Regions from separate parts of the Mus musculus genome. Here regions 2, 3, 4 and 5 are each linked to region 1. The links are chromatin loops, found by intact Hi-C in ENCODE. Cell type or tissue: left cerebral cortex. All regions are shown on one strand. Each heading gives the region's core, and the rest is flanking DNA. Links, peaks and the distances in the headings are about the cores only. Region 1 has its middle 12 kb from the start of Nobox. Region 2 has its middle 11 kb from the start of Gm34905. Region 3 has its middle 29 kb from the start of Olfr448. Region 4 overlaps Gm34905 (a long non-coding RNA gene). Region 5 has its middle 12 kb from the start of Tas2r144.

Region 1 (6,476 bases), core at 985-5,984:
TCAGTGGCTCTACAATATTCTAACAGTCTGGGGCTTTGTAGGCTCTATTCAACAAAGGTTTTGAACGGATTTCCTTTCAAGTTCTTGACTCTGAGAGGAAACAAAATCTAGTTTCACTGGATAGAGTAGAGTTGTTATTTTTTAAAAGATTTTATTATATATGTATATAATCTATATAATATATGTATATACAATAAGCATATTTGTTTTCTTAAAGAATATATATATATATTGGTCACATATATATCCCATAATATATGTATTTCACACCATGTGGTTGCTGGGAATTGAACTCAGTACCTCTGGAAGAGCAGTCAGTGCTCTTAACCACTGAACCATCTCTATAGCCCCTAGAGTACAGTTTTGTTTTCTATGTTTTGCAAGTGAGGCACCACAGGAATAAACTAACTCTGTGAGCACTGGGGAGTGTGTGACATCCTCAAAAGCTCTGCATTCTGCAGGCATGCTGGAATCACTTTGCTCAGCCCTCACATGGCTTGGGCTCCAGGTCCCTTGTCTCTTGCCAGGTGAATGTGAGCTACTAACATTCCTCTGAGTAATGATAGTGATGTGAGGTCTGGACCTTACCTCTGCTAAAGGGGCCAGGGATGCTTATTGAAGACTATCTAACAGGATCTCTGCTAATGGTTTTTCTAGTGAAAACCATTAGTGTGGTGTTTTGTTTAGCCCTAGAGCACATTTATATTCTTGACCACTACAGCCTCCAGGATATTTTAATAAAAGATGCTTTGAGTCCAGTGCACTGCTAATTTGTACTTGGAGAAATAACAGCTTAAATCTAAATACATTGGGATTTATATCACCCATTCAGCTTTGTTTGGTTAGTTTTAACTCTTTATGATTTTGTTAAGATGTTTTGAAATTCTTACTGAATATCATCTGGCTTAGAGATTTTATCCTATTTGAAAATTGGGTCAGTATATTTAGGATATTTATATTTCAACCATTGCTAAATTAATAAGCAGGATCACAGGGATATGTAAGATATTTTGACATTCCCTTGGAAAATAATCTATTAATGGCAATAAAGAGTTAAGCTAGCCATGAATCCTCAACTGTACTATCATCCAAAGCTGTCCTTTGCTATCTCCTACAATAACATCTTTCAGAAGAATACTTTTAGTGACCCAATAAGATCAACATATTTTCTGTAGTGCAACCAGACAAGTTATTTCTCCTGTCAACCTAACTACTAACAAATGCTGTATACTTAGGGGACACCTACTGTCTTTTATGCCTCATAAGAACATTGTAGTGGTTTGAATGGCTCCCATAGGTTCATATGAATGAAGTACATTCTGGGTTTGTATTACCTCATTTAACAGAATACTTTCTAGTTCTATTCATTTTCTCTGGAAGTTTCAGTTCTGTTTCACACATGAAATAACTTCCATTATATATAGACACCATGTTTTCATTTTCCATTCTCCGTCAACAGACATCCATGTCCTTGCTGTGAACAATGCAGCCATAAGCATGGATGTGCAGGTGTCTCTATGGTAATACTCAGAATCTTTAGGATATGTGTGGAAAGTGGTATAGTTGAGTTTTAGGGTAGTTCCATTTATTTTGTGTTTTTTAAAGTTCCATACTGACTTCCATAATGGCTGCACTGGGTTCCACTCCCACCAGTAGCAGACAGAGATTTGTCCTTCCACACATCCTTACCATTTGTTGTTATTTGATTTCTTGGTTTGGAATGGTTTTTAAAAACTTCAGAAATCTTTTATAGAAGTCTATAATTGTAACCTCCCCCCACTCAGATCAGGTTTCTCTGTTAGCAAGAAGAGAGCATGGGGTGGAGCCTGCCGCCCTATCTTTCACTCCCACTGCTGGAGCCTGCTGCCTTGCTGTTCCGGAGCCAAACACGTGGTCACCTGCAACTGTACTCCAGGATGATTTGGTGGGAATGGGCCCCTTCCCCTGCTTCATAACCCAGTGTCGGGAATAGTAAAATCGAACCTTGATCCGACCGTTGCCTTGGTTCCATCTTTATCGCGCTGCCTAGCCCCCCACCCCTCTTCTCTTCCAGATTCCAAGATGCCTTTCCAGACTAGAACCCTGACATGTAAGCCGCTGGCCGGCCGCAACATATAATAACTTTATTTTCATGAAAATCAGCTCTATAGAAATTAGTATCTATCGCTCTATTAGGTCACAGGGATTCTCTCCTGTCTGTACTAGAATAGCGATGGAATTATTGAACCCAGCTCTGACGCCAGGTTTGGGCTCAAAGGTTGTTTTTTATTTGTTTTACTTTTCATAAGCCAGCAATTCTCAACCTTCCTAATGCCACAGCCCTAAAGTGTGCCCACATGATGCTGACCCCAACCATAAAACTATTTTCATTGCTATTTCACAACTTCATACTTTTTTTGGAGATAGAGGTTTGCTAAAAGGATCGCGACCCACAGGTTGAGAACAGCTGACTTAAACCTGCTAATTTCAACGGCGCTTTCCTTTCCTAGACCAAAGAGGCTTAAATAAGAATCAAGGCTTTAAGCTATTTTGGTTGCCATGGTGACCACTTTGGAAGCTACACTTATCCAGCACTGTTCTTTCCTAGCTTCCATAGTTAGACCCCTGAGCACCCTCCTTTGGAAAGTTCTTGCACTTCTAGATCACTCTTGCTTATTGTTTTTCCTTATTGGGAGTCAAGTTTCTGCATGCTGGAGAGCTCACTGCCCCCTCTAGGGCAGTTCACCTAGACCTCTAGGCCATCATACTCCAGCCTTACCCCAACATCACCTGCCCAGTCATCCCCTGATTGACATCTTCTTCTGGCAGTGCAACTTCGGCTCCTCAGCACTTTGCTATTATCCAGAGCAGCACCCTGCCTGTAAACATCAGAGACATATTAATAAAGTAAAAATATAAGCCAGCACTGCTGTTTAACTTCCTTACAGCTTTTTTCCACTAGATGGCAATGCATCACCATTTTCTTTGTGATCCTAGAATTTCTGGTCGTTTAAGTCAGAAAGCCTTTGGGATAATTGCTCGGTACTTTCCCTTAAATGCCCCAGGACCCTATTCTATCCAAGACTTAGTTATCAAAGGCATTTGGGTTTCAGTTTGGCTTTTTCAGGTAAATAGCAAAATCAGCTTAGCAACAAATGAATTTTTTTTAAGGCTAGACAAGCTGTATTTTAGGAGTCTGGTATTTTTATCTACTCAGCCAGGCATCCCCATAGCTCTCAGCTCAGGATATGTGTCACAAAAAGCATCATAATTCAGAGACCCCAGAGTCTGCTTCAGTGTCTACTTGGCCTCTTGCATACCAGGCTTCTGAACAGTCCTATGTTCATTGCTAACATTCCCCAGCCACCTTTCTGCTCCTCTCTGATTCCACCCCCTACAGGGTTTTGCAGGCTGACAGGCTTGTGCATCCCTCCATGCAGGCTCCCGTTTTCCTGCATGTGTGCGTGCGTGTACATGTGTGTGTGTTTTCTTCTAGAAGTTGTAAAGCCGTTTGATTCCTTTATTTTCTTGTCAGCTGAATATTTCATGTTGCTTATGTAACTCACAACACTGAATAGACTCCAAATGCTGTCTTAACTATGATCTGATTAATGGAATATGGGATGGAACCAGGTTACAAAAGTCAATTTAACTGGAGTCTTAAATGGCTGTGGTTACTTAGAAATAAATTTGATTCCTCTGAAGGGAGGCTTTTCTCTGCTTACCCAGAAGTGCTGCTTGCTTGAGCCAGGGGGACACTGAAGGAGATGTAGTTTTTACATTTGAGGCTTAGTGTATGCTGCTCTGTCTGTCATAAATACCTTTCTATTTGGATTCCATAACAACACCCTGAGAAATCAGGGCAGGCATATTTGTTCCTGCAGTTAAGAGGAATTTATAGGCACCAAATGTACTTGATGGATACAAAGATGAATAAAATGTCTCCCTAGCTTCCTGGGAACTGCTAGTCTCATTGGACAGTCTGAAAGACCCAGAAGACAAGGTACAACACAGGGAACAATGCTGAGCAGGCCTGTGTGGGGCTTTCCATGAGAGCAAAGTGAGCAGGAACACTGCTGAGGAGTAGTTCTGTCTGCTGGGGCAGCCTCAAGAAAGCTTTGAGCATACTTATAGAGCAGCTATGACAGGAAGAGCAAGCTCTAGATAAGCAAGGCAGAAAAGGCAGTTGTCTCAGCTGAAGCAGGCACAAGATCACTGATATTGGATGACGACCAGGGAGCTCGGGGTGGTGCGTGTGTCAGACCAGCTGGTTGAAGGCTGTGAGGGAGCCGAAGCTGCTGGTGGGGGCTGGGGGTGGGGCGGACAGGGAGGGGCTTTGCATCCTAGGTCCAGGCATTCAGACTGTACTCTTTGCACAAACACAGGCACTGGCTGTTTTAACATATGGGCATGCCTGTGTCTGATCTGTGCTTTCAGAAAAGAAATGGACAGTGAGATCAGCAGAGATGTAGAGGGAAGTTATAAGGATTCAGTCCAGAGGGACTGAACTAGCCTCAGAGATAACTAGTGCAGGCAAGGGAAGAGGCTGAAGAGGCAGTAGACCTGGGGAATGCTAAGGCTTGAATCATTGCAACATGGTAGGGAATTAATTAAAGGGAATGAGGAGAAGGGGGAAAAATAGCTTTGTAAGTAAAAGCTGCTATGATGAGAAAAGAATGGAGATACGGCAAATTTGCATGAGTGCAGATACTTTGTGTTTGCTAAGGCTGAGTTCATATGTGAAGGAAAAAAAAAAAACATGGAATCGGGGTTAGAAAGGTGAGAACCAAAGAACTTGGACTTGTGTGAGGTGGACAGAAAGTATAGTTGAGGTCAGGAGATCACACAATTTTGTCCATCACAGCAAGTAGTGAGAAGAAAAGTCATCCTGAGATGGACTCACAGTTTTTGCTCTGGGAACATCTTGGAGAAGGAGACTAGGACCGTGGACTGCTATTGAGATTGTGTAGTAATAGGTAGCTTTAGGGCAGAGGTATTAAGAGCTGGAAGAGATGCTGGGTTGAACATGATTCAGAAGGGGCTGGAGAGATGGTTCAGTGTTTGGGAGCACCTGCTGCTCTTACAGAGGACCTGGGTTCAATTCCAAGCACAAACACAGCAGCTCACAACTGTAACCTCAGTTCCAGGGGACCTGACACCTTCACACAGACATACATGCAGGCAAAATATTAATTTCCAAAAAAATAAAAATAAATATATTATATATAGAAACAGAAAATGGTCTAGAGCTCACTGAGAGCTGAAGGTCACAGAGAAGTCAGCCTAGTGAATGTACAAATCAGGGCATGAGTATCCTGAGTTACAGAAGAGAGAACGTGCAATTTATCTCCAAAAATCACCTTAGCCAAACCTGCATTGATATCCTATAATTTTAGTTTACTCTCCAAATGCAGATAGCAGGATCTTGCTTCATTAATGCCAACCACTTTAAATTTGGAGTTTTCTTAGAAAAAATGCCATCATCCATAGCCTGCCCTGATTTGTGTATTTATGTGTTTTATAAGACTGTGGGGAGCGGAAATGACTCATGGACTTTACCTAGAAATTGGGTCTCAAATGAAATGGTAATGGTAATGATAAATAATGTATTTAGTATGCATTGTGTAACTAGCTCTCTGATGAGTAATTTCATTGGAAAGCAACCTTGTAAGGAGTATGTATGTGCTAGGTGAAAATGTGGAGCTCAAATGGAGGGACTACTCCAAATTGTAAGAATAGGTTTCAGACAGGCTTCCCATGTCATGAGATGTACACATCAATAACTGAGGGCTATTGAGATTTAGGGAGTATAAAAATGAATCTAAACCATAACAGAAGTGGAATCAAGTCCTTCAGTAAGGCCCAGATCTCTTGTCTCTCAAAGATGTAAATATTCAGTCCTGCTGTTAGTCTTAAATAAAAAACAAGATTATTTGGATAGAGAGGAGGGAGATGTGAAGGGGACAGGAAGGCTGTACCCTCCCAAACCAGGAAGAGAATGAGAGAAAAACAAACCCACCAACAACAACAGACAAACCCAGGCAGAGGAGAGAGTGAGCATATGTGTAAGGGTTGGGCGTTAGGGAGAAACAGAAGGACTTAGAGGGGTCCTTGTGGAATGCGTGACATCTGTTTGGGTCCACTAGTGGCAAGACTTATTAGTAACAGTTTGGAGGTGGGGAGAACATTTCAAATTTGACATCAATCTAGAATACACTTCCAGAGGAATGATGGGTGATAGGACTGGGAGTCGACAGAGCAGTGAAGTCATTCTCGTGTCCAGGGATTAATTACCACAAAATTATGTTTGTTTTGGTGGTGGAGACATGAGCAGCCAAGTATAACAACAGAATAAAAAAAATAAGACTTTCTGGCATCGGAGAAATGGCTCAGTTGGTAAACTGCTTGCTGCAAAAGCCCGAGTACCTGCATTTGATCCCCAGCATCCAAATAAAAATCCGGGGCATACCTGAAATGCCCATGGTGGGAGGGCAGAG
Region 2 (6,476 bases), core at 440-5,439, 220 kb after region 1:
AGAATAATAATGAAAGTCATGACCTCAGTGTCTAGGAAGTTGATAAAATAACACAGTATCATCATGTTTGTGGATAACTTTTCATTTCTTCTATTTCAGGAGCCACTGGGGATATTGTGATGACTCAGGCTGCACCCTCTGTACCTGCCAATCCTGGAGAGTCAGTATCCATCTCCTGCAGGTCTAGTAAGAGTCTCCTGCACAGTAGTGGCAACACTTACTTGTATTGGTTCCTGCAGAGGCCAGGCCAGTCTCCTCAGCTCCTGATATATTATATCTCCAACCTTGCCTCAGGAGTCCCAGACAGGTTCAGTGGCAGTGGGTCAGGAACTGATTTCACACTGAGAATCAGTAGAGTGGAGGCTGAGGATGTGGGTGTTTATTACTGTATGCAAGGTCTAGAATATCCTCTCACAGTGATGCAGCCCTGAACAAAAACCTCACTACCTGAGGTGACAAAGCTGCCTGGTTTGTTCCTTGTGTGGATGTATCATGATGTAGTCAACATGGCAAATTGAAGCCATTCTTAAGAGACACTTGTTTTCTCTAACTTTCAGCTATGGAAACAATGAATCCCTAGGAAATGGGGCTTTCCATAAGAGTTCATGCTGGTAGAAGGAGAAGCAGCATCTTCTCTGCAGGGGATGTCACTCAGTGTCTTGCACGATGATAGAAACAAGTGCACCCACTTACTTCAGTGGTAGTCAGGACCACACCTTGACCAGGGCTGCTTCAATGTGGCACTATGTTTAATCTTCAATCTCCTTTCAGGACTGCACGATTCTGGTAGTTTTCTGGATGCATCCCCCCCCCCCCTATTTTTCAGTGTGACCACGTTGAATAAAATTTTCTTCTTCTGGATTTTACTTTCACGTTGGATTATTGAGGACATGTGATTCTATGTTATGTAGCAATGGGAGATTGTCTGAGACTTTGTAAGATGACAATGTTGAAAGATCCTCCCCCATCACAGGTTTCTGGAATGTCCCAGAGATACCCCCACCCCTCTGTGCCCACCAGATGCATATTTCCATTCATTCTTCTGGCCCTCTGGCAATCTCTCCTGTCTCTCCCCACACCTGATTCTGAACACCCCCCCATTCCCTTCCGCACACACCCTCTTTCATCCAATTCCCTCCCTCCATCTACCTCCTCTAACTATTTTATTCCTCCTTCTAAATGAGATTAAAGCAACCCCACTTGGTTCTTCCTTCTTGATTAGCTTCTTTGGACATGTAGAATATAATGTGGGTATACTGCTCTTTATGGCTAATGTCCACTTATATGTGAGTACATTCTTTGTATTCATTTTTGAGTCTTGATTACCTCACTCAGGATGATACTTTCTAGTTTCATCTATTTACCTACACAATCCTTTATGTCCTTGTTTTAAATAGCTCTCTTGTGTAAATGAACCACATTTTCTGTATCCTTTCTTTGGGTGAGGTTCATCTAGGTTGTTTCCAGTTTCTGGCCATTATATATAAAACTGCTATGAACATAGTGCAGCATTTTTTCTTGTGGTATGGTGGAACATTTTTTGTGTGTGTGCCCAGGAGGGAGTGTATTTGGGTGTTCAGGTAGAACTATTGGTAATTTTCTGAGAAACTGCCAGATTGGTTTCCAGAGTGGCTATACAGGTTTCAATCACAGCAATCCCTTGCTCTACATCCTCACCATCATGTGTTGTAGGTTGAGTTTTTGATCTTAGCTGTGGGGAAAAAATGGGGTCCTGCATCTGGTCGGGCTAGGGCCACAGGGTGAGGTAGAGAAGGAAACTTTGACTTTGCACAGCCCCACAGAACCGCCTGGTGGGCGTTGGACTGTGAGAAGCTGTGGGATCCTGCTCCAAGGGTGGGAAAAGGCACTGTTTGGGGTCCCTGTGGAACTGCGGAGTCAGGCTCCATCTCTCCAGCACCACAAACCCTGCTGGGCACCGTGGAAGAGCCGGTTCTGGGGTCCCTGGGCCACTTGGAGGCCAGGGACATCAAGTTCTCACTCTTGGACATCCCAGACGCTGCTGTATGTCATGGAAGAGCTGAGATCAAAGAGGGAACCCTCTGGCGGACTCTGGTCCATGGGCTGAAGGGAAAAGGGTTGAAACAGAGCTCTGGCAGGTTACCATGGGGAGGAGAGAGTCTGGTTAGCTCAGGCAGCTTGCTCTGCAGGTGGCTTGGGTTGGTGGCAACCATTGCTGGAATGTAGGGAGGCCTCCAGTCAGGAGATTAGATTCACAGCTCTTGAGAGGAAGATCTGCTCCATTGCTTTAGCACTGGGGATCCAGATAAAGGTTCATGGTTTTAAGGCATTTATTGTAGAAAGGCAGAGAGAGTAAGAAATGTTTAGAAGTAGAGGGTGGCCATAGCCACATGGAGAGAGGGTCGAAGGGAGGGTGAGACCATGCAGGCTTAATTACTATTGGTCTGGAATATAGCTTGAGATCAGACATGGTGATATCTCCAGAAGTTCTTTTATTGTTCATGATTGTTTTAACTGTACTGGATTCTCGCTTTTTCATCTGAAGTTGAGAACTGGTTTTTCAAGGTCTGTTAAATAATTGTGTTAGGTCCTTCCTACAAAAGAGGCAGGAACAAAGATAGAGATGGAGGCTATGGTTAACCAATGACTGCCCCAAACTGAGACACGTTCTATGGGCAATAACCAATCATTGACACTCTTATATAATTCTGTTATGCTTGTAGACAGGAACCTAGCATAACTGTCCTTTGAGAGGCTCCACCCAGCTTCCATTGGAAAGAAACTCACAGCTGAATATTAGATGGAGCTCAGTGAGACTTATAAAAGAGTCATTGTGGTTCATTTAAATATTGTTTTGATTTTATTTCTGCACATTCCTTGGGTTTGAGTATTAAGTATGTATATTTTTAGTATGAATTTTCTAATTAGCACAAATTGCTTTACAATCATTCCATTCTTGATTTATCCAAAAGGTGCAAGAAGAGTCCGATTGCAATTTCTCCACTAGAGGGAGGCATAGCCCTCGTCTTTTTAACTAGAGAGATTGCAACTCAGCAAGTGGTTTCTGTAAGGACTTCACATAATCCTTTTTAATTTTCTATTTTCAAATTGTTATACACTCATAAGAAATTCTCAAAAACATATAGGCAGGATCTGTGCCCCTTGGACACAGCCTTCTCTTGAATTGATATCTTCAATAATAAGATAAATGAGGAAATTGAAAGAAATTTCATATGATTAATTATCTCATTTGCACTTGCCTATGTGGATGCTGTGTATTCAAGTACAGTGCCTCTAAGCATACTGGTAACAGTCTGTGTTTTCAGAACCATAATCATTTATCCACTTACACTGCTACCACAAAATTCCTTGATGTCACCACCCCTCCCGCATTCTTTACTCAAGCAAGCACTGTAGAAAAATTCTCACACAACACATACAGTTATACATTGGCTTATTTTACTGAATAGTACTTCTGAGCTGTGTGCACAAAGAACTAGCTTTTTTTTGGCTAAATGTAGAAGTCCATGGTATTGAAAAACCTCATTTTACCTGTTCACTAAGTGAGAAACATTTAAGTAGTTACTCATTTCTAGCAATTCCTGGAAGAACTTTCATTAAGCATTATTTTTACTAGTTTTTGCATAAAATGTGTTTTAATTTCTTTGTGAAGATACTCAAGACTTTTTTTTTAAAAAAAGCTGAATTATACAATAACTCTTGTTTTAGTGGTAGAATATTTTGCCAAAGTACTTTTAGTGTTATTACGTTATAGTCCTATTAACAACATCTGATTGTCCACTTAACTTGAATGCTTACAAGCAAGATGCTTTTCAATGTATAGATTTAACATGAGTTTCTATACCAACATATAATGTTTACTTTTTTTCCTTATTTCTTTGGATCTTCTCTGTATCTTATTCAGGGAACAATCAATATCAATACCTATCTTTCTACATGTCCTGACTAGACTTTATATTAATAATGGTTTGGTATTATTCATTTTGAATTTTATTGTTCCTTTTACACTCTAAATAGAAGTCCCAACAGAATACATAATTTCCATGCACTGTATTTCAGTCTGTAATCCATCACTATTTCCACCAGTTAGATTCTGTTTTTGACTTAATTTTTTGAGATCTAAACAATTAACATTTCCTCTTTGTATTTGGGATTATGTTAGCAAATCACACAAACCCAGTTTGTCTTCATTTGTATCCTCTGATCACTGGCTTTATTAGCATATTTTTGCTTTCCTGCTATTATCTGACTAAATTCTCAATTTTAGTGTTGCTATTTTTGCTACAATAAATAAGCCACTTCTGCAGTGCAGCAGGTACTAAGTTCTTGTCTCTTGGCACACTCTCTTCCATCTTTGAGAGCAAATCAAAGAGTATGATTTGTGCAGAATCTGGTTTAGGTCCATACAGTATTGGTTACTAATCTTTTTGATATTCTCTAATACCAGGAAATGCCCATCTTAATTCAGGTTATATTGATCAGAAGAGTTTTTACTTGGTGAGCTATTGGATCATGGGGTACCAACTTGTGCTCTTAAGAAACTTTAGAAAAATGATTTTCTTTAACCAATCAGAATTTTTTGAATGAATTAAAGATCTAATGGTTTCCTCTCTGTATAAGCAACATATCTCTGAATATGCAACAGCATATTCACTGATAGCAGGTTATTCTTTTATATTAGCCCAATATATCTTTGAAATATATCATTCAAAATAGAGACTCCCTACATTAATGTCATGTATAATTTTAAATCTTTAAATAGAAATTATTTTCTGGAGACATATAAGTGGTTTGACCTCAGGTGTCTGGGGACAGCAGTCTTGTGCTAAGTGCTCAGATGAGTTAAGTCTTGTAGCTGTGCCCAGTGGTAACTGGCTCCCAATGATTTCCATGCTCTTACTGAACAGCCTTGGGGACTTCTTCATGTACCAGTCACACCATGTGCCATTGTCATTACAGACAGGACTCAGCATGGACATGAGGGCCCCTGCCTTGTTTCTTGGCATCTTGTTGCTCTGGTTTCCAGGTAAAATGAACTAAAATGTGAATTTCACTGTGATTCGTGCTGACTGGCATTTTGGGGGACGTGCTCTTTTATCATGCTTACCTATGTAGATATTCATTATGTCTCCACTCCTAGGTGCCAGATGTGACATCCAGATGACCCAGTCTCCATCCTCCATGTCTGCCTCTCTGAGAGAAAGAGTCAGTCTCACTTGCCAGGCAAGTCAGGGCATTAACGGTAATTTACACTGGTTTCAGCAGAAGTCAGGTGGAACTCTTAAACACCTGATCTACTCCACATCCAATTTAGATTCTGGTGTTCCATCAAGGTTCAGTGGCAGTGGGTCTGGGTCAGATTATTCTCTCACCATCAGCAGCCTGGAGTCTGAAGATTTTGCAGTCTATTACTGTCTACAGTATGATGAATATCCTTCCACAGTGATACAAGTCATAACATAAATCCCCCATGGAAGCAGAAGTGAGAGGATGGGTTGCCCCAACTGCTCCGCTTCATGAGTCACCACTGCAACTCTCTCTCAGATGTCACAGGACTTTTAGTAAAGATCATGGATAGTCATTAGTTTTGGTAGAAGAAACTAAATGGTTCTCTCTGTACCCCATCTTTCTTCTTCTTCATCTCTATCAAGACAGAGTACCAAATGCCTTTTCTACCTTAACAGAGGATACAGTCACTACATACGAGTAGTTATATCTTCAGCTGAGACTCATAGAGAACAGAAGAAACTTCTGTAGACTTTCCAAGCACACATTATTTAAATACAAAACATTAGTTTCTAAATCTTAGTATTTAAGGAGTAAAGAAATATTACCTAGAGAAACTGAGAGTAGAGAGGATTCTCAGTTTTTGGTTTTTACATAAAAGCTAGACCCCATATGTCAGTGAAAGGGAAGGTTGCCTGATCATAATTGTTTGCAGTTTGTGCTGATGCTCCCAGCTGTCTGCAACAATTCACATAAGACTCTTCTGGCTCTTATGTCCACAGCTCTGCTTACAAGAATCAAACATCATTAAACCACACTCATAATGACTTTTAATCCTACTGTATAAAGTAGAATTCAGATTTGACAAGGAGGGCTTTGGTGGGGAGGCAGGGACTCCCTGGAAAAGAAAAATTGAATAGCTTTTGTGGTTGGATTCCAGGCAGGCAGGAAATGGAACAGGAAGGATCAGGTTGGAGAGGGTGAGATGTAGGGAAAGGGTTCAGGTATAGACTATTAGAAAAGGCAATTATTTAGGGGATAATGTGGGCATTTAGTGCAGTGGGGACTCCTGGGATCCTATGAAGGTGACCCTAGCAAGGACTCCTAGAAAAGAAGGATACAGAGCTTGAACCAAGCATCTTCTCTAACTAGGCAAGGCTTCCAGTGGTGGGATTGGGACATCAATCTTAGAAAATAACATTTAACCTACAACTTTAGTGCATGTTAGATGTGCTGGAAAAATGGTATCT
Region 3 (6,476 bases), core at 808-5,807, 430 kb after region 1:
TATGGAAGAGAGAGAGATGAAAACTTTATTCTTCAAAGCAGCTTGAATTAAATGGTTTTTTCATCATAATATAACTAATCAATTCAAATTCCTAGCTGTTTGTTTTTTGGCCGGGGGAGGTTTGTATGTGCTTTCTTTGAGTCCTGTTATTCTAGGGATGAAGGGCTAAGCAGCTTATCCATTGAGTTGAGTGAAGCCATAGGTAGCCTGAGTCTGGGCCCAGGAACCACAAGACAGAATATATAAGGCAGATTGAAGACCTGAGCAGCATGGCAACACTCTTGATGCTTTCAGGACACTATTGAGTGGTCCAGAGCCTCAACCATGATCAAAAAACTAATTGGGATACCCTTTCCTGTAAAAGAACCATTAAATCCTGGGGTTCCTTGCCTGCCTCTTGAACTCTTCTGAGGCTGTGACTGGATCCATGGGGTTCCAGTTGAAAGGCTGCCCAGTATAACCGACTTGAGGTTCTCAGAAGTTTCCAAACCTTGGCTCTTCTGAATTTCTTGTTCTCTCCTGGCTCAGGAGCCCTTCAGAGAACTCATTAAAGACACACAGCTGGAAAGTTGCCTCTGGCATCTTAGCAAAGATGAAAAGAAAAAAAAAACTTTTTAATTGATCTCCAAGGAATAGAAACCATGGTAAGATTTAAAAAGTAAGCGTCAGGAAAACTATCTCCTTGCGGGGTTCATTAAAACTTTGCCACTGTTAATTACAAAAGCAGCATTCCCCAGGCATATTCTCAGGGGACCAGGAGTCCTTAGCCTTAGGGGAAGTCTGGCTTACTCAGCCACAGGGCATAGAGTAAGCGATTGGCCTCCCTGGGAGACTGAAGATCCCAACCTCTTATTAATGAATGAAGCTCTTCCCATTCACACACATTTATCTAAAGAATAATAAATCTGATATGTCTCCACACACTTTAAACACTGTACTAAGATCTTTCTATGCTTTCTGACCTTGTCCAAGCTGCTTTGGAAGGGCCTATGCGTAGGTAGGAAGAGCATGCCTGCCTTCAAGCTGTGCTCCCAGCAGAAAAATAATGATGCCTTGGGATCAATTGTGAATGCTAGATCTAGGAAACTTGCCTCTACTTGCTTTTCCTCTGTGAAGAGGGAGGCAATGGATGCTCAGTTTTCCATGCTCTTTTGATGTCAACAAAATGTATATAAAGGATATTAAGCTAGAATTTACTCAAGTTAGCACTATTTCACATTTGCCATCTCATGCTCCTAGCATGTGTCTACCCCAGCTGCTATTAACCAAAAGCCCAATCCTATACTTCCCTTGACATATGTCCCACTTAGGCACTTGTGAGGATGTGCTAACAAAATAGAATCTATATGAACAGGCAGGTAATGAACTGGTGCCAATTTATCCAAGTCCCCCTGTGAGCCTTTACCACAGCTCAAGGTATGGGGCATGTTTAGGTTAATATGTCACAGAGTGTGTGAAGGTCCTCTGGGAAGCAAGATAAGATTATGTGGGAGTTTCATGAAGGAAGATGTGGAAGGCTGGAAATCATAGGCAGCACAGCCCCCCCTTTGCTCTTAGGCTTCACTTCCAAAATGAAGAAGGAAGAGTACAGAATGTGGGAGGGTAGATGGACATACAGAAAAGAACTCCACCTCATGAATGTAAAATTTAAAAAAACAGAAGTGGGAAACCATAATTTACCAGCTTGCTTAATGATATATTCAAGTAGGCAATGATACTAGGAGACAGGACCCTCATAACTTCAAGGTCTTGTAGACTTTTGGTGCTATGCAAGTTCTGAAGTTCTTAGTTCTGAAGGCAGGGAGCTTTCTCTGCCTTGGTTACTCTTAATCACTAAGGCACAGAGATTGTCCTTTCCAATGGAGAAATCTGATGGAAGTCACAAACCAACACACCAACGTTTATGTTATCAGTCATGGAACATTGACATAATATGCCTGCTGGTGTACTGAGGAGGGGGATATAGTGTGGCCTGTGTAGAGTTCTCCCCTACCACAACCAAGTTACATCTTAATCTAAAATAGGAGTTATCCAAACACCAGGACGTTCTACATAACAAACAGTCTGGAATCTTCAAAGAATGGCAAGGACATAACAGACAGGGGATGTGAGGAACCTTCTAGAGGAAATGAGACTAACAAATACAAAGCTGACTGCAGAGAGCAATCCTGACGAGGTGCTGAATTGAAAATCTCAAGCAGTCACTTTTACATGCTATTGTTTTATCAATATTTAATTTCATACATGTGGCTTGTATTTGTCTATTAAGTCTAATATTTGTCCTTGGAAAATACCAGTTATATTATTCAGAGATGAAAAGATTAATGAATTACACATATTTTATTGGGTTCTACAATGTCTACAATGTCTAAATTATACTTTTTCTAAGTTTCATTTATAACTATAGGGTTTGCTGTGACTTGATATGCCAGGAGCAACATAAATAAATGACAAATAGAAATTATGTCAAAGGGTTGATACTAGAAACTAGAAAATATAGGAGAATAAGATATGAATGCTTATTTATAAATATTCACAAAATTCTATAATAATAAAAATTTAGAAAAAGAAAGAATTAATTCACTGTGACTAGCAGTTTCAGAAAAGATAGAAACTGTGCCAGATGGTGACTAAATACTTTCCCCTTAGGAACAGGAAGAATTTGAAGATGCCTGCACTATGTAAATTCAGTATGGTAATGATGGTATAGGAAGTACAATAGAACACAAAAAGAAACAGAAGGCATTTGGGTTAGAAATGAAAAAGAAGGCTGTCTCTCCCCCCAGATGCCATGATTGTGTGTTCTGCACACACTGGATAAATGACAGAGTTGATGTTTTGTCTTCTTCCTCTTTTAAGTGGGGAATCTTTTGATGCTTTGGACATTTGAAGATGTTCCCACTTACACCTACCTATTTTTGTGAGATATTTTATTGCAGGTGAAATGAAAGAACACTTGTCTAACCTAACAGGATGGTCAGATACTTTTTGCTTCTTGGTTGGTAATAAGCTAAGTATATTTTCAGGTAAAGCAACCTTCTTTTCTAGGCTTAGGTCCATTAAAGTGTGAGTAGAGGGTCTATGGAGTGAAGTGCCCTTGTCATTTGTAGTCTAGAAGTGTGAACTGTGTTTATTTAGTTTTCATGGGCTCCTGTGGATGTTTATGCTTTTTTCTGCCTTCTTTCTTTATGTGTGTCTGTGTATGCAGCTGTACATACCCATGGTTGTGTGGTCAGGGCCAGAGGAGGTCATTATATATCTTCTGTTGTCATCCTGCATTTTATCTTCTTGGCACAGGGTATCTTAACTGAACTGAAATCCCATTGTTTCAGCTGAACTGGCTGGCCCAAGAACTTGCTGGTTCCACCCGTCTGCACCTTCCAAAACTAGGGCTACAATCCTATGTAGCCATACCCAGCTTTTTTATATGCTGGGGATTTGCACTCATATCCTGCTTGCACAGAAAATACTCTTACCCACTGAATCACTTCTCCAACCCTTTTGCCTTCCTGAACACATTGTATAAATTTGTGACACTTGTCTCATCATCCTTGTCATCTAAAGCCATTTTTGATGCATCCTGCATCCAGTTAAATAGAATTGTAGATCAAGTTTTCCTGAATTTATGCATATATGAAAATTCTTCTGCCAGAGCATGACCAATACAGATGAAGATGCTCACAGTCAACCATTGGACTGAGCATGGTGACCCCAAGGGAAGAGTTAGGGGAAGGGTTGAAGGGGCTGAAGGGAATTGCAACCCCATAGGAAGAACAATACCAACTAACAAGACTTGCCAGAGCTTTCAGGGACAAAAACATCAACCAAAGAATACACATGGAAGGACCCCATGGCTCCAGCCACAGATGTAGCAGAAGATTACCTATATGGCATCAATGGGATGGGATGCCCTTGGTCCTGTGGAAGCTCGATGCTACAGCTTAGGGGAATTCTAGGGTGGTGAGATGGAGCTGAATGGGTGGGTGGGGGGAGCACCCTCATAGAGGCAGGGGCTGGGGGATGGGATAGAGGGCTTACAGAGGAGAAACCGGGAAAGGGACAATGTTTGAAATGTAAACAAATAAAATAACCAATTTAAAAAAAAGAAAGAAAGAAAATCCTTGCATCGAAGATAAAATTTTGTACTGCTGTGGTCTATTTCCTACACAATAATTTTGAATATTATTTCTAAAGTGATTAAACATGTGGCGATAATCTGTTATTTGTAGCCAGCTAGCGATCTTTGCTATGAACAGAACAGCCTGTAATGCAAAGAACTTTCTTCCCATTATTGATTCCAATTATTGATTCTTCCTTTCATTCCCATTTTCTTAAGATTCTGCTCAGTGGTGCATACATCAAAAAGTATTTTACTCTGGCTGGTGGGGACAAGAGCTATTCCTGGCATTGCATAAAGGAACACCTCCGTGTTTTTTTGCTGCAGCCCTATTAGGTTTCTTAGAGACACGTTGTTCAGTTCTCGTCTACCAGTTAAAGAAATTTGTGGTTCTTGGGAGCTCTCCTTTTTGTCCTTTTTGGCATTTCTTTTTCTGGTCCTGCTAATACTAGCCAGCCTAGCATTCCAAGAATCTGAAATTTATTTCCTGAACACATAGATTGCCAAGCCGTTTTAGTTCCTTCCACCTCTCTAAGCACCAAGCTGAAGCTATCATGGAGCAAGACCACCCATGGACTTCACTTGAATCAGAGAAATGGAAAAGATGGGTGGAATATGGACCACAAAGACAAGTCTTACCTGCACAAAAAAGTCTTTGTGGAGAAAGGCCAGAAGGAGATCATTTCCATTGTAAAAGTAATCTCCACAGATACCTTCTCCTGGCGTCTTTGAATGAGTACAGCTTAGATACACATAAAACAATGGTTTAGAAGGAAAAGTGCTTCAAATTGGGCTCTTCTGTCTTATGAACCCGTCACAGTTATTTAGAAAAATGCCATCAGCTTCAAAGATAATTGAAAGAAGTCAAAAAGTACTAGTGAACCCCATTCTCTATGGCAGCTATGTTCTACAGAGCAGCAAGTTAACAAATACCACTCAGCTTCCCCTACTGGAAAGGTATGATTAGGTTCCTACAGATCCCAGCTCAGAACATTTCATCAACTGAACAGTGTTTGCACCACGCGGTTCCTTTGCCGATGTCCTTATAAAACGAACCTGTTTCACCAGCTTGAAAACCTATCACTCTTCACAAACCTTTCAATGGCATTATGCTTGGCAAGTGTTTTTCCACTTCTTCCACAAACTTCCTCATCTTGTCACCATCCTTTATTGCAAGTTGAATGTTTTTTTTTTTTTTTTCAGGCTCTGTTCCTCTGTGGAATCTGTGCACCAGCCTGTGCCACACCAGAGGGTGTCTCATTTTCTTTTTCCAGGGAAGCATGATAACAGAATTGGTTGATTTTCAGCTTCATGGGGGGGGGGGGAGGAAGACAAGTTCAATGGCAGTCTAAAGTATATAGTGACACCAACACAAACAAACAAACAAACAAACAAGCAAATAGCTGCCTATAGAATCAGCTCATGCGTACACATTATCAAAGTGATATCCAGTGCAGAGGTCTGTGGAGGAACATCCATTGTGTGCTCTAGGACAGAATGCATCACCCAAGTTTTATATGCAGCTAATCAGTTGTCTAAACAAAAGGCATAAAGGGTGTAGAATACAATTCAATTCAGACTAACAGTCTGCCAGAAAATCTACAATGAAAAGGCCAGTAGCAAGCATTGAAAGTACATGTGTGATTATGATGACTACAGGTGTGATGATAAACATAGGGAGACTGCACATGCTAAACAAACATCCAGGAAATAGAGAAGTCAATATAAATAACAAGATTTGAGGCATAAAGAAGACAGGAGATTATGTCTTTTTTTTTTCACATCCAGAGGTCAAAGTATCTCACTTGGATCTGGAAATCTGACTTAAAGATCTGAGGGGTACATTTACTTGATAAGACTCAGCAATGATAACATGATCAGCTAAGATCAGACGAGAGAAGAGAAAGGAGGGCAGGAAAATAAAAACACAGACAAATATCATTGCTAAAAACAGGTAACCATCTACCAGTAACAGGTAATTCAATACAATGAAACAGAACATGAAAAATGAACCACAAATAATTGTAGGCCAGGAATATCGCTTTGATAGGGTGTTTGCCCAGTATTCACACGGCCCTGATCCCCAGCACCACAGAAACAAAAGGAAATTGTTATTAGAAGAATGTGAATTATTGAGAGGAAAGAGTAAAGCTGAGATCCAAACATGGACGTGACTACAAGATAAAATCTCCTTTCTCCAAATCATGAGGAGTACTAATATAAAATGACAACATAATTTTAATTTGGATTTTTTTTACCCATAAATGAAATAGTTTAAGATCTCAATTTCTCTCCTGTGATCTTTAGTTTTTCAGTACACAAGTCTTGTTCATAATTATGTGTGTTCCTAAGTATAATG
Region 4 (6,476 bases), core at 536-5,535, 280 kb after region 1:
GAAACATAAACAGGGGTGTCATAGATATTACTAGATCCCCCATTCTGTACAGTTACTATAGTTCACAGCATGCTAAGCCAGTGAGAGAGAGGTATGAAAAGAGGAAATTGAGTCAATCAAAGAAACAGATAAAAACAAAAGCAAAATTGAAATAAAGAAAATGGGGGGGGGGCATGGAGAGAAATATTTATCACCAAGAAAACAGGCTGGGAAGAAAAGAGGGATTCTGTTTGCTTCTTTTGAGATAGAGCCTTTCACTGACCTGGAACTTGGTGTGTAGGTTAGGGCTGGCTGATGAACAGGCTCCAAGGATCTGCCTGAGGTTGTTAATATGACCCCAGGCCCTCACGTTTATAAAGAAAGCACTTTACCAACTCCTCATCCCCAGTCAAAAGAGGGGCCAAGGAGCATGCTCGGTGATATGGGGTGGGAATGAGGCAGTTATGGAGATATGACTGAGTAACCTGACTTTATACTTTAAAGCACTATGTGTGTTACTCTTATGTAGACATGCCATCTCCTAAGAAGATAAGTTCCCATTGTCCTTTAAGACAGTAACAAGCAATTCAGCAGCTTAGCATGGATTATTCTCACTAAAGTTTTTAAAAGAAATATATATTATATATATCTCACATATATATATGATATATAGCACACACATATATATTACACATACACACATACAAACAAATCTGCCTCCCAACTCTGTCATCTATGCAGGTATGTGTGTGCTTGTTCATGAATATGCATATGGATGAGTGTGTACTATAAAGGATGTGGAGGTCAGCAAACAACCTTGAGTGTTGGTTCTCTGCTTGCCTCTATTTAAGAGAGTCTCAAAATTTGGAGAATTTTCCTGTCTCTGCATCTCAACTCATTATAACATTACTGAGACTGCAGACACAAACTATTGCATCTGCCTTTACTTGGTCAATAGAGATCTGAGCTCAGCTCCTCTGGATTGTTGGGCAAGCTCTTTGTGCACTGAGCTATCTCTCTAACTCTCAACCCTCACATACATACTGCACAAATCCGCAAATCCACAGTGCACTACTAGAGATCAGAGGGCAACCTAAAGGGGTAAATTCTATTTTCCTACCACTGGGTCCCAGTAATCAAACCTAGGTCCAATTCCCACCACCAGCATGGTAGTTCACAATTATCTGTAACTCCAGGAATCTGCCCTCCTCTTGTGATCTTCACTGGTGCCAGGTTCACACACGGTGCACAAACACACATAAAAGTGAACCATCATTACATGTAAAGTAAAATAATAATGAAAATAAAAATATTAAAGAAAAGTTCTCCTTGTGCTGTGGTAAGATAATACAGGAAAACATATGACCATTTGTGACAGCTGTTCTAGATGGCCCAGTGCCCTGTAAGAGGTCCTAGATGGACCAGGCATGCCTATGATACACAGACATACATGCAGAAGGATTCAGGAGGTCAGAGAACTCATACACTTAAAATAAAATTTAAAGTAATACATATACATGCACACATGTATACACATGCATACACGTACACAAAGAGACAGACAGGGATAGAGAGAGAGAGACTTTGGGGGGGTAGTTGAACTAGAAACTATTCTGAGCAGGCAAAGGATAGAACATGAAGAAGAATCTTTTATATAATACCAGAATTTAAATTTTTCTTTGAAGATGCAATTAAACACAAGCACATCTTGAACATGGCATGGACAATGAATAAGGGTTACCCCAGAGGCAGGGGAATCCCTTTTGGAGAGCTATCATCTCACAGTAAGGAGGGAGCTGAGGGGACAAGTCAGTGACAAATAGAGAAGCTGTCTCCTGGGTTTCCCTGAAGGTCTGAATGGGAGGCACAGACATTTTTGTATATAGACGTTTTGAGCAAGTTGGGTTCAAGTTCCATTTCAGATACTGGGGTTGAGGTGCCGTGTGTTACCAGAGGCATTTCCAGCATGCATGGACTTTTCTGCTTGGGAACTCACTGTATTGGGAAAATACTGAAAGAGATGCTTGGAAGTGTGTGTGTGTGTGTGTGTGTGTAAAGTAAGTGCAGAGAAACTCCCTGGAATCTACCAAGTATGACCCAGAGATGACTCCTAGTAATGGGGTATACTGAGCCTGACGCACTCTTTCTTTGGAAGAACCTTCCATTCCAGGTCAGGGTCGCGGGACAGGGGGGTCATAAGAAGTCAGGTTCAGCCTCCCCGAGCACATGGGAACCTCGGACTTGTCTGAAGAGTGCACTGCACTGGAAACTGGCATGCTCCATTCACAACTGGCCACCACGGACATTCCCTATTACTGTTTGTCTGGAACCTTCCCCTGTAACTTAAATTATCGAACAGTCAGGGTTAAGTGTTAATCTACATATTTCCAGAAATTTTGAGAATCTCACCTTTAGGGAAATGATACTGTTAAATTTTTGTACACTGAAAAAGTGTACTAAAATATATCACTAACAAATGCTTACTCTATTCAGAGAGACTTTTGCCTGTTGTAAGCTAGAAATGCCTTCGGAATCGAGCTACATCATTTCTGCAGCTAAGTATTAGCGGCCAGTTTTGGCGCCCTCTGATGGCATACATGGGTAACTGCAGCACTCCCTTGTTAAACCCATTAACATTTTTTTAAAGCCAGGATTTAAAAAAAAATTAAAAATTCTTTTAATTTAATATACGTAGAGTGGATTTCACTCAATTTTTCTTATAATATATTTTGCTAATACTTTAAAACTGGATAAAACTATATATAACTATATATATATGTATGTATATATATATATATATACATATATATACATATATATATATATATATATATATATATATATATATATATCGTCATAGAAAAATAATAATGTAAACATTCTGGAAAAATAGCATATGGTGATAATTAATGATAATTATATTTTTTCAATTATTCAAAAATGAGTAGAAACCAACTGTAATAGTATTTTATTCTATGTGTATGGGTGTTCTGCCTGTATGCATGTCTGTGTGCCCTGTGCATTTAGTGCCCACAGAGGTGGGAAGAGGGCATCAGATACACTAGGGATGAAGGATTGTGAACTGTCATGTGGGTCCTGGGAATTGAACCTGGGTCCTCTGAAAAACCAGCCAGTGCTCTTGGTCACTGAGCCACCCCTCCAGTCCTGCCCTGCCCTCTTTTAACTTCACAGTGTATTGTGAACTTTTTCTCTGTCTATAGTAAATGTATAATTGAATCACTTGTCAGTTTCTGGATAATTATCATTCAATTTTTAGATATATATCACAACATACCAATGTTTATATGTATTTTCTATAGAGCAAGTAAGTCTAGCCTTTAAAAATATCAAATTTTAGTGTTTAGTGTCTGGGGAGATTGAGTTACCATTGTTTCTGAACTAAGTCTGTGTTGTGTTTTCTTTTAGGTAGGAGCTCAGCTGGGTTCAAGAGAGAGAGGTACAGTGGCAAAGCATGGGTTTGCCGGATATGCAGACAAAGGCTGGGGGGGGGTGGGGGTTTGAAGCAGGAGGTTGGCATGGTAGCAACCTGACAGTGGGAACCTAGTGAGCTGGGTGGAGACGTTTCGGGAGCTCCAGGCAAGAGAATCTCCAGGAGATAAAATAGGTCAACCTTTGCCCGCCTGTGCATGGCCAGCCAGGCTGCCAGGGCAGAGGCACAACCGTGGGACCGCGCCAGCTCTACTCTTTAGATATTTCCTTCAACACAGACCCTGCCTTAAAAAAAAAGAAAAAAAAAAAAAAAGAAGGATGGAGGGTGATGGAGGGACCTATGTCAGTTTTTGGTGTTTGGCCTCCACATGCATGTAGAGTGCCCCCCCCCCCCCACACACACACACAGAGAGAGAGAGAGAGAGAGAGAGAGAGAGAGGAGAGAGAGGGAAAGAGAAAAAATAATATGTGCACAAAGGGTCTATACCATTCCCAGCACCTGACAGGTGCTCAGAACAATCATGTTGACGTTTGACAAAGCCATGGTCATAGAAGTGAAGTTAGTACTAAGATACCTTCTGAATGCACACCATGGAACCCCCTCTTCTTCTCAGCTGTTTCTAAGGGTTCAGCCTAGATGGACTTGGCTTTCATGAGAGTCATTTTACTGTACTGTACTGAGCTCAAGGCTAAACAAAACCCTGCATTTATCATTTATCATCAATATCTATGAAGCCAGTAGCTTGGATAAAGGTGCTAAGATTCACATTTTTTAAATGAAACTTTATTCCCTCTGCTTTGAAACAATAATGGCTCCCTCAAAAGTTTTGGTTTAGTCAACTAATGGTGACCTAGCTAGGCAGTGGTTCTCAGCCTGTGGGTCATTACCTCTTTGGTGTGGCATATCAGATATTCTGCATACCAGATATTTACCTTATGATTCATAACAGTAGTAGGATTATAGCTAGGAAGTAGCAACAAGAAAACTTAGTGGTTAGGGGTCACCACGAGATAAGGAGCTGCATTAAAGTGTTTCAAAATTCGATAGAGGGTGGGACGAGGAGTCTACCCCACTAGGCTGCTGTTCTGCACCTCACAGTTTTGAGATCCAGAGAGTGCATTGAGAGTTGTCTGTGCCATATGCTCCAAATGATCTCAGCAAATTTGATCCCAGCACTAGGGCTTAAGAAGATGCTTCTATCAAGGCCAGGTCCAACCAGGGGTCTTAAAGCAGGGAGGGACCTGAGAGACAGAATGTAAAGCAGGAGTTGGTGTCCCTGGGGACATTAGCAATCTGACCAGTTCCCAGACTGGAAGTGGTCATGTGGCTCTTGGCTTATTACCAAAGTCAGGAAGGACATTCTTTTCCATGAGGCAGAAGACTCCTGGGAGGTGGAGACTTTCAGAGGCAGCTCTTTCTTTGCTGTTTGTGTGCATGATTTCTCTTTCAGAGATGCCAGGAAGCTTCATGTACGGTTGATAAGCCATGTTAGAATGAGAGGAATTATAAACGCTCGCCATTGTCACTATGCCATCATTATTATGGTAATGCAGTCAGTAAAATATATCTGCCTCTTAAGGTCTAGTGTAATTGGATTCTGCTGAATTGATGCAATTAAAAGAATTAGGGAGCCCATTAGGTGATTTATGTTTTCTATAAAAAATTTCTCAAAATAGCAAAACAGGAAAAGATTAGGCTTCACCCATGGCTTTGCTTTCTCTAGTCTAACACTCCACCTCCTGGGGAAACACTACATAGTATTTAAGACTCCAGATAGTTTAAAAACTAAGAAGACTGTCTAGCATCAACAAATCTGTACAATTAAAAAATAAATATCCATAAATGAGAGGAGAAATTCTTACTTTATAGTTGATTTAGTAGCATTTCCCTAATAGCATTGGCTTCAAAGACATGTGTAGCATGAATGTGCCAAACATTACATAATTGCAAAGAAATTAGTCAGAAAAAAAATGATGAATGCCTTTAGGTTTGTGTCTTTGACTTGCAAACGAAAATTCAGAAGCTATTTACAGAGTTTGAAGCAATGATGTCTGGACCAGTATCTAGTATATTTAAAATTTATTTCTTAGAATTTAAATTAACTTAAATAGCTATTGACTGAAGTCATCATACATAAGAAGGATTTTAGACAGTGACTGACATAAGCATCAGTGAATTAATTTCTGTCCTGTTTTCCCTGAAGAGCTCAAGGCAAAACCCGTTTTGATGATTTGGGAATAAAAACAAATGTATGAGGGGAAAGGAAACTCAGAAGAGGAATAAAATCTAAAATCAGGTGGTGTGGCTTATGAAAACTAGTACTAGTAGATATACCATTTGTACTGGCTGGTTTTATGTCTCAACTTGACACAAGCTGGACTTATCACAGAGAAAGGAGCTTCAGTTGAGGAAATGCCTCCATGAGATCCAGCTATGGGGCATTTTCTCAATTAGTGATCAAGGGGGAAAGGCCCCTTGTGGGTGGGACCATCTCTGGGCTGGATGTCTTGGGTTCTATAAGAGAGAAGGCTGAGCAAGCCAGGGGAAGCGAGTAAAGAACATCACTCCATGGCCTCTGCATCAGCTCTTGCTTCCTGACCTGTTTGAGTTCCAGTCCTGATATCCTTTGGTGATAAACAGCAGTATGGAAGTGTAAGCTGAATAAACCCTTTCCTCCCCAACTTGCTTCTTGGTCATGATGTTTTGTCCAGGAATAGAAACCCTGACTAAGACAGAGCATTTCAGTGTATCTCTTCCCACACATTGCTAAGGCCACAGAAGTTCTCAAGATGAATCAGTAGATGGATATAAGGCAGACACTGAGTGGCATTTGGAGCTCTACAGGGATCCTCTTGGCACAGTAAGGACTTTCTGCCTAAGAGAAAGTGTCCTTCTGGGGTGAAGAGTCTTGGAACTCACTCTCTGTGAGGAGGAATACTGTCTTTTCTTTCTATACTACCGTTTAGCTTTTCTTCCATCTCCCCTCAGGGAAGGCAGGGCTGTTCTAATCACTGAAGGGCAACTGTGTTATATCCTATGATAGGGG
Region 5 (6,476 bases), core at 562-5,561, 1.1 Mb after region 1:
GCAAAGAGCTTATTTTTCTTTTCATTTTTGAGCCTGTGCTTTTTATTATTATTATTATTATTATTATTGTAATAATAAAACTTAACACTTTGGAGCCAGGAACTTTTAAAAATTAGTTCTTTGAGAGTTTGTATGTTTTGATCATATTCATCTTTCCCCCAACTTTTCCCCAGATCCATTGCCCTTTCCTTATTTAGCCAACATTTTGTCCTTTAAAAGTAAAACTTCAAGCCCAATTCATGATGCCTAAATATTCTTGGCTGTGTGGTTGTTCTTCACTTGTGATCAACTTACCAGTGGCTACAATACTTTCTTAGAGAAAACTGTCTCTCCTTCCAGCAGCTAACAATAGCCAGTAGGCCAGGGACTTTTTATAATTTATAGTAACCCAACTGGTCCTTGACAACAGTTTCATAGAAGAGTTACAACGCAAAGCTCTCATTTTAAAGTTAAAAAAAAACAGATTTAGGAAAAGGTTAGAGAGACTTTCTCCTGCAAGGTGACAGAGCAAGTTGGTGGCAGAGCCAGGACTTGAACTCAAGTGGTCCTTTGCTCTTGAAGCCAGGCTTTTAAGTTCTGTAGTATTTTATGTCCTGGGTGCTGGTGTGTGTCTCATAGGTTCACATAGTGTGTCTCATTGTTGTGGTGAATATTAACCTTGGGCCTAACTATTACCTTCTTTAATGTATAGGGTCATGTTGCACCTGATGCGCTTTTTATAATCATAAATGGTTGTACTACAGATCTGGCTTTTCCTTTTATGTCCTTCACTCCACACTGTCTACATGGCTATCAACATGCTGAGTTAATCACTTCAGACTCCTACATGCCTTACCCTGGTTATCTACCACACCTTGTTGACCCATTCTCCCCATTGGGGATATGTGGACTCATGACGTCAATGACACCAGGAGACCTTATCTGTGTCCCTTTATAAACTGGTGGCAGAACTTCTCCTGGAACCCTCCCCGGGGTGGATCTCTGAGTCAAAGGGCATGTGAGTGCTTTATTTCACCAGGTGTGTGCATCGAGAATGACAACGCAGTCTGGCACTCCAGCCAGCAGCAGCAGCAGCAGTAGCAGAATCCTCCCTTTTGACATTCTCATCAGTGTTTGCTAAATTTTTATTGTTTTGAGACATGTTAAGTGTTGTGATAGTCTCCTTATCTCTAAGACCCCCCAGTGGATTGTTGCAACAAAAAAAAAATGGCACTGAACTTTATACATACTATGTTTTTTCTACTGTAAAGTTTAGTTTGTAAAAGTGGCATAGAAGAGGTTAGCAAATATTAGTGATAAAATAAAAGTTATGTGAATGTGGTCTCTCTCTCTCAAAAATCTTATGATATACCACTCACCTATCTTCTGGTGACAGGGTAACTGAAGCTGCAGAAATTAAGCTGTGGGTTCATAAAGGTAGCTAAGTCTTATTGCTGATTTAATATTCATATTTCTGGTTATTAGTGAGCATGGTTTCCTGACCCACAGGATTACCACCACCTGTAGATTGTGTGTGTGTGTGTGTGTGTGTGTGTGTGTGTGTGGGCGCACACACATGGACATGGACATTCCCTTGTAGAGTTCAGCTAGTTGTCTCTTGTTTAAAGATATAGCCAGTGACCCTTGCTGTCACTCATTGCATACTCAATGGAAATCCAATCAGTCTTTGTCTCATGCATGGCTAGAGCTTTTGAAATGTTCTTTAATAGGTCACCTCCAACTCTTTGGCTATAACTTTAACTTCATAATAATAACTTTATTATTATTAACTTTTGAGGCAGAGTTTCTATTAATCTTGGCTGGCTTCAAACTTGTTATGTAGTTGAAGATGATCTTCCTGCCTCCACTTTACAAATCCTGGGCTTACAGGTGTGCACCTCCATACCTGGTTTTATGCAGTGCCTGTGGCTAACTTCCAGGACCTTATTCATGTTAGGCAAGCACTCTACCAACTGAGTTATATCCTCGGTTTTGTTTTATAGGCTTAAAGTCTTTATTTTTTCTATCCATGTGAATTTGTGTTTGAATTAATTAAAAGCCTGGGACCTAACTTTGTCTATCTGTGAGCTATGACTCCTGTGCAGTCCCTTTAATAATCTCAGCTTTCTCACATCATTCACACTTGTCATAAATTTCTATGAGTAAATGAATCTGCTTTTTCCATAACTTCTTATGCTTATTTTGTAACTCAGCTTGCTTCAGTGTCTGATGCAGATATCGCTTCCCTTCTTCTTTTACTTCATTTTTAAAAAATTGAAACACATTTGTCAAATCTTATATTTTAATCAGTTCCACTCCCCCAACTCCTCCAAGGTCCTCCCCACCTCCCCTCCACCCAACTCCACTCTCCTTTCTGTTTAGAAAACAAACAAAACAAACAAGTTGTAACTAAAAAAACAAAACTAAAGAAAAATAAAACAGTACACATGCACACAAACAGGCAATCACATGTGAGCACACAGGAAGAAATAAGCCATAGGAACACAGAAGCAGAAACCATAATATACAAGCAAAAGGCCAGTAAGAACAAAAAAATATATATCTACAAAAAAACATTGAGTTTATTTTGTCATGGCCGTTTATTGATGAGTGTGAGGCCTGTCCTTATGTGTGGTTTGTAAACCCAGTGAAATTCCTTTGGAAAAAAAGTTAACTTTTCCTTTGTAAGTGTTGCCATTTGGAGATAGTCTCTTAGTTGTGAATGGGAGCTGATGTCCACTTACCCTCTCAGCACCAAGGGAGGATTGGTTGATGTGAATTTCTTGTTTCACTGTAGCACTGTTTGCTCTTGCTTCCTTCATCTGTGGAATGCCTGGCCTGTGTCTGATATAATATCTGGTTTACACCATTGCTCAATCTGTATCTATAAAACGATTTGAATGGATTTATGATCGCCGTTCACAGATTAGGTGGGCAATGTGATAATGGAGGACATCTTGCCTTCTTTCAGGAGAGAAGGACAGCAAAGGCCACGAAGTAGATCCCTCAGGGACAGGTGTGGCTTTGGATACATTTTTTTCCCACAGCTCACCGGGGACTAGTCATTCCGGAGCCAGAACAGCTTCTATACGAGGCCTTGAGAGATGGCCGTACAGAAGAGCCAGGATCTGGAGTTTCCGGGGAGAATTTCAAAGGAAAACACAAAAACTTTCATAGTAAAAAGTTTACAGAAAGGAAAATAAACTCCACCAGTTTAATTCGTGTATTTGAATTATGGTTTGCTCAGTGTTGAACTTGTAACAGAAAAGGTTTGTGCTAAAGAAATGACTCGATCGCCATCTAGTGGCCACGCATCCAATCGTCACCATGTTAGAAACTGCATGGAAAAAAAAAACGGTCAACAATCAATAAAGAAGTATGCAAACAATCAGTAAATCCTGTGTAAAAACGAGGAAACCAAGTCTAGGAGGAGCTGAGTATCTTGCTAACACCACAAATATTATTATGCTGGACTGAAGAAAACGTTATCTCTGGAGATGCCCTCTGTTCCTGTTTGGAAGGAAGCTAGCTCATCTCCAAAACCCACTGAACAGATCCTGCTGGTAGTTTGAATTTTGCCATGCTGAGAGTATTTACGCAACGAAATCACCAAACTACACACTGGTTAATCTCTAAAGTTAAACTTTGATCTATAAGAGAGTACTATACTAGTGGGCATCATTTCAATGTGGAATGTGGTTTGAGGAGAGGAGTCCAGAGGAGATGTGCATAGAAATGGACAGAAGAAAGAGTTGTCTATCAAGAGAGTTTATGGAAAGGGGCATGGAGAAGACACAAGGGAGGTGGTAGGAAAGAACGAATATCCATCACAGTTTAGATTTTATGGAGCTTAGTCATGTTTCCTGTAAATACTGGAATGGTGTCCCATGGCAGGGCATGATGGCACACACTTTTAATCCCAACACTCAGAACACTGAGTCAGGAGGACCCCTGTGAGACTGAAGCCAGCCTGGTCTTATAGCAAGTTCTAGTCCAGACCAGGCTACATAGTGAGAGCCTGTCTTGCCATACCCCCTGCCTCCACTCCAAGGGATAATCAAGGCTATATTAGAGACGATGTTTATATTTTTTCAGAGGAGTGTTTTGGTGCATTTCAGCTTATACTTCAAAGACTAATTTTGGGACCCAGTTCATTTTTATAGAAAGTAGAAATTTATGTGAAGTCCAAGAACCCATAAAAATCTTTAGCTTTAGAGACACAAGAGATACTGAAATATCTGAGGTATTTGAAGTATAGTATTCTCCCTCAAAAGAAAATGTACTTGTAATTTCCCTGAAAGGCCTTCACCGATCAGTTCTGGCAAAATGTTAATGGGAGCTGTAACAAAATGTCCAAGATTAACGATTTAAGGGAGGAGATAACTATTCTGGTGTGCAGTTTCAGAAGCTTCTGTCAGAGGTCACTCCATCCCATCACTGTGGGCCTATGGTGTGACAGTGTCATGGTTGAGAGAGACGTATGGAGAAGAACTCGTTTCATTGTGGTTAGAAGAAGGGTGAGTTAGAAAGGTGGAAGAGAGTGTGGAAAAGACCAGGGTCCCAAATACCCTTCAAAGACACAACTCCGTTCACTTACGGTTGTACTTCTTCCAAGCAGGACCCTTCTGGTCTGTTCAGCTATGAACTCAGCTGTGTATTTATCCATGGATTAAGCCCTCATAATACAATAATCCCTCAATTTCAGCACTGTGTAGGAATAAAATGGTTAACACCTAAGCCTTTGGGGGACACTTCAGATCCCAAGCAGCACTTATTAAATATAATACACAGTACATGAGTACAGTATGATACACAGGCAGGAGTGCAGCATCTCTTCTACTTTTCTGTATGATTGAACATATCCAAAATCAAAATTACAAAGGAGCCAATTCATCAAGCTCTTTAAGTGATTATGTTGGCTAGGGTGTATAAAGAAAAACAAAAAACCCATCAAGAGCGATCAAGAAAAGAGTGAGTTGAGATGCAGCAGAGGGCTTTCCCCCACCCTCCTGCCAGTGGACACATCTATGGCAATCAAAAGTCTCTGGAGGATTTTCAGAAGGTGATGTGAGTGTATGTAAGTTGTGTGTGTGTTTGTGTGTGTGTGTGTGAAAGTACATATGTAGTTCAAGAGCATATGGTTATATATGTTTCCCGATAATAAAGGAATGGCCTAAAAACAAACAATGTAGCAAAGGTTGTTATTGAAAGCTGTACTTCAGTGTCTTGGGTAGTACTAGGGTGACCTGTTCTCTTGGTTCACCTAGAACGGAAGGATTTGCTGATGAATTCTCCTTGATGTTGCTGCACTGTACTGTGGGCGAGGGCCCGAATTAAGGCTGGGTGAATGAAAAATGAGGTAGACTTCCAGTGGGAAAGTAAATGGTTCTCTTTGGTCAGAGGCTGCATGAGACGGCATAGAGAGCAGTTCTAGACATATAATCTCCAATGTTTCAGTTTGGACTTTGAAGCTTACTCATTGATATGTGGGGACTGATTGTCTAGACTCCAGACTCTATAGACGTTTGCCCTACTTTCTTAGAGACACTTCAGAGACCTGAAAAGTCATCTGACTTGGTGTGTGTGTGTGTGTGTGTGTGTGTGTGTGTGTGTGTGTGTGTGCCTAAACACTTTATATAGTCTATGCACACTCTGCCTACTACTTGTTGATTTCCAAAACCTTTCTCTGGGCCTTTGAATGCAGACAAATGCAGTTTCTTTCACTGCATGTGTGAGTATGGTGTGTGTCGTGCTATTCCTCTATGAAGCATGGTGAGAGAGGCATGTGTGGTTCATGGTCTTTCCTAAGAGGGCTATTGCTGCCTCTTTCCTGATGAACATTTCTGTCACTCATATCAAAGCTGCGATAGGGACCTGAATGTATCATCCACTAAATGGTTTGAATAAACCAAAGATTAATTTGCAGTTTTTGGGCTCTCCATAGGAGATGCAAATAGCAACTTTCCCTAGGGAGCGTGTGGTGTAATAGGACCCCTTTTCTGATTTGCAGCCTTGTCTGATGTGTATCTCTGAAGATGCTTAGTGAAAAATTCCCATTTCTTTCTATCTTGATCTCTTCTAGCCGATTTAATGAAATCAAGAGATTTTCTCTGAGGTCTACCCTTTCTCTGGCAAAAGTGCAAAAGGAAGGAAGGCCAGGGTTTAGAAAACATTTACCTTTCATTGAGTAGAAGTTTTAAGTGTGGCCATTCGAGGCTTAATTTACATCCCTGATCCACCCACAGTACACAGACTCCCCAACCCTGTACACAGAGTATCAAATATAATTTAGTCAGTCTTTCCATTCTAGACAACTCACTCTTATAGGGAGAAAATTGTGTTAGCTTGATCTTTGAATAGTAGAATCTATATTTATTTGAATGAACATACGTTAATCTTCACACAGTGATTTCTCATGTACTACACATGTATCATTACCTTTGCGTCTCACAGCAACCTTAGAAGTAGATATTATGATTATCTCTGATTTCCATATA

What was found. Hi-C counts contacts between places; a loop is a spot of excess contacts. Peaks named below come from ENCODE experiments on the same cell type or tissue, not always from the same donor. Only the 100,000 strongest peaks of a DNase experiment are listed, where the experiment ranks them.
Region 2: it touches region 1 in a loop (2.7-fold over the local background); 2 of 42 quality-filtered maps call a loop at or near these places.
Region 3: a loop joins it to region 1, with 5 times the contacts of the local background. A loop is called at or near these places in 4 of 42 quality-filtered maps.
Region 4: a loop joins it to region 1, with 8 times the contacts of the local background. A loop is called at or near these places in 13 of 42 quality-filtered maps.
Region 5: a loop joins it to region 1, with 3 times the contacts of the local background. A loop is called at or near these places in 2 of 42 quality-filtered maps.

What each region holds. Positions count from the first base shown.
Region 1 is chr6:43,293,827-43,300,302 of GRCm38, reverse strand. No RefSeq gene overlaps it. Among named protein-coding and RNA genes, the nearest start is that of Nobox, 12 kb to the left of the region's middle. In left cerebral cortex, for the core only: a CTCF peak has its summit at 2,934 (motif pointing right); DNase peaks (open chromatin) are centred at 2,940, 3,309, 3,799, 3,944 and 1 more place; H3K27ac peaks cover 935 bases.
Region 2 is chr6:43,075,454-43,081,929 of GRCm38, reverse strand. No RefSeq gene overlaps it. Among named protein-coding and RNA genes, the nearest start is that of Gm34905, 11 kb to the right of the region's middle. In left cerebral cortex, for the core only: a CTCF peak has its summit at 2,978 (motif pointing right); a DNase peak (open chromatin) is centred at 2,993.
Region 3 is chr6:42,864,180-42,870,655 of GRCm38, reverse strand. No RefSeq gene overlaps it. Among named protein-coding and RNA genes, the nearest start is that of Olfr448, 29 kb to the left of the region's middle. RefSeq lists a cis regulatory region at 458-949 and an enhancer at 114-1,015. In left cerebral cortex, for the core only: no CTCF peak of the experiment used is centred there; a DNase peak (open chromatin) is centred at 2,724.
Region 4 is chr6:43,018,239-43,024,714 of GRCm38, reverse strand. All of the region lies in intron 1 of Gm34905 (a long non-coding RNA gene), which reads left to right. Among named protein-coding and RNA genes, the nearest start is that of Gm34905, 46 kb to the left of the region's middle. In left cerebral cortex, for the core only: a CTCF peak has its summit at 2,571 (motif pointing left); a DNase peak (open chromatin) is centred at 2,547.
Region 5 is chr6:42,224,245-42,230,720 of GRCm38, reverse strand. No RefSeq gene overlaps it. Among named protein-coding and RNA genes, the nearest start is that of Tas2r144, 12 kb to the right of the region's middle. In left cerebral cortex, for the core only: a CTCF peak has its summit at 3,277 (motif pointing left); a DNase peak (open chromatin) is centred at 3,278.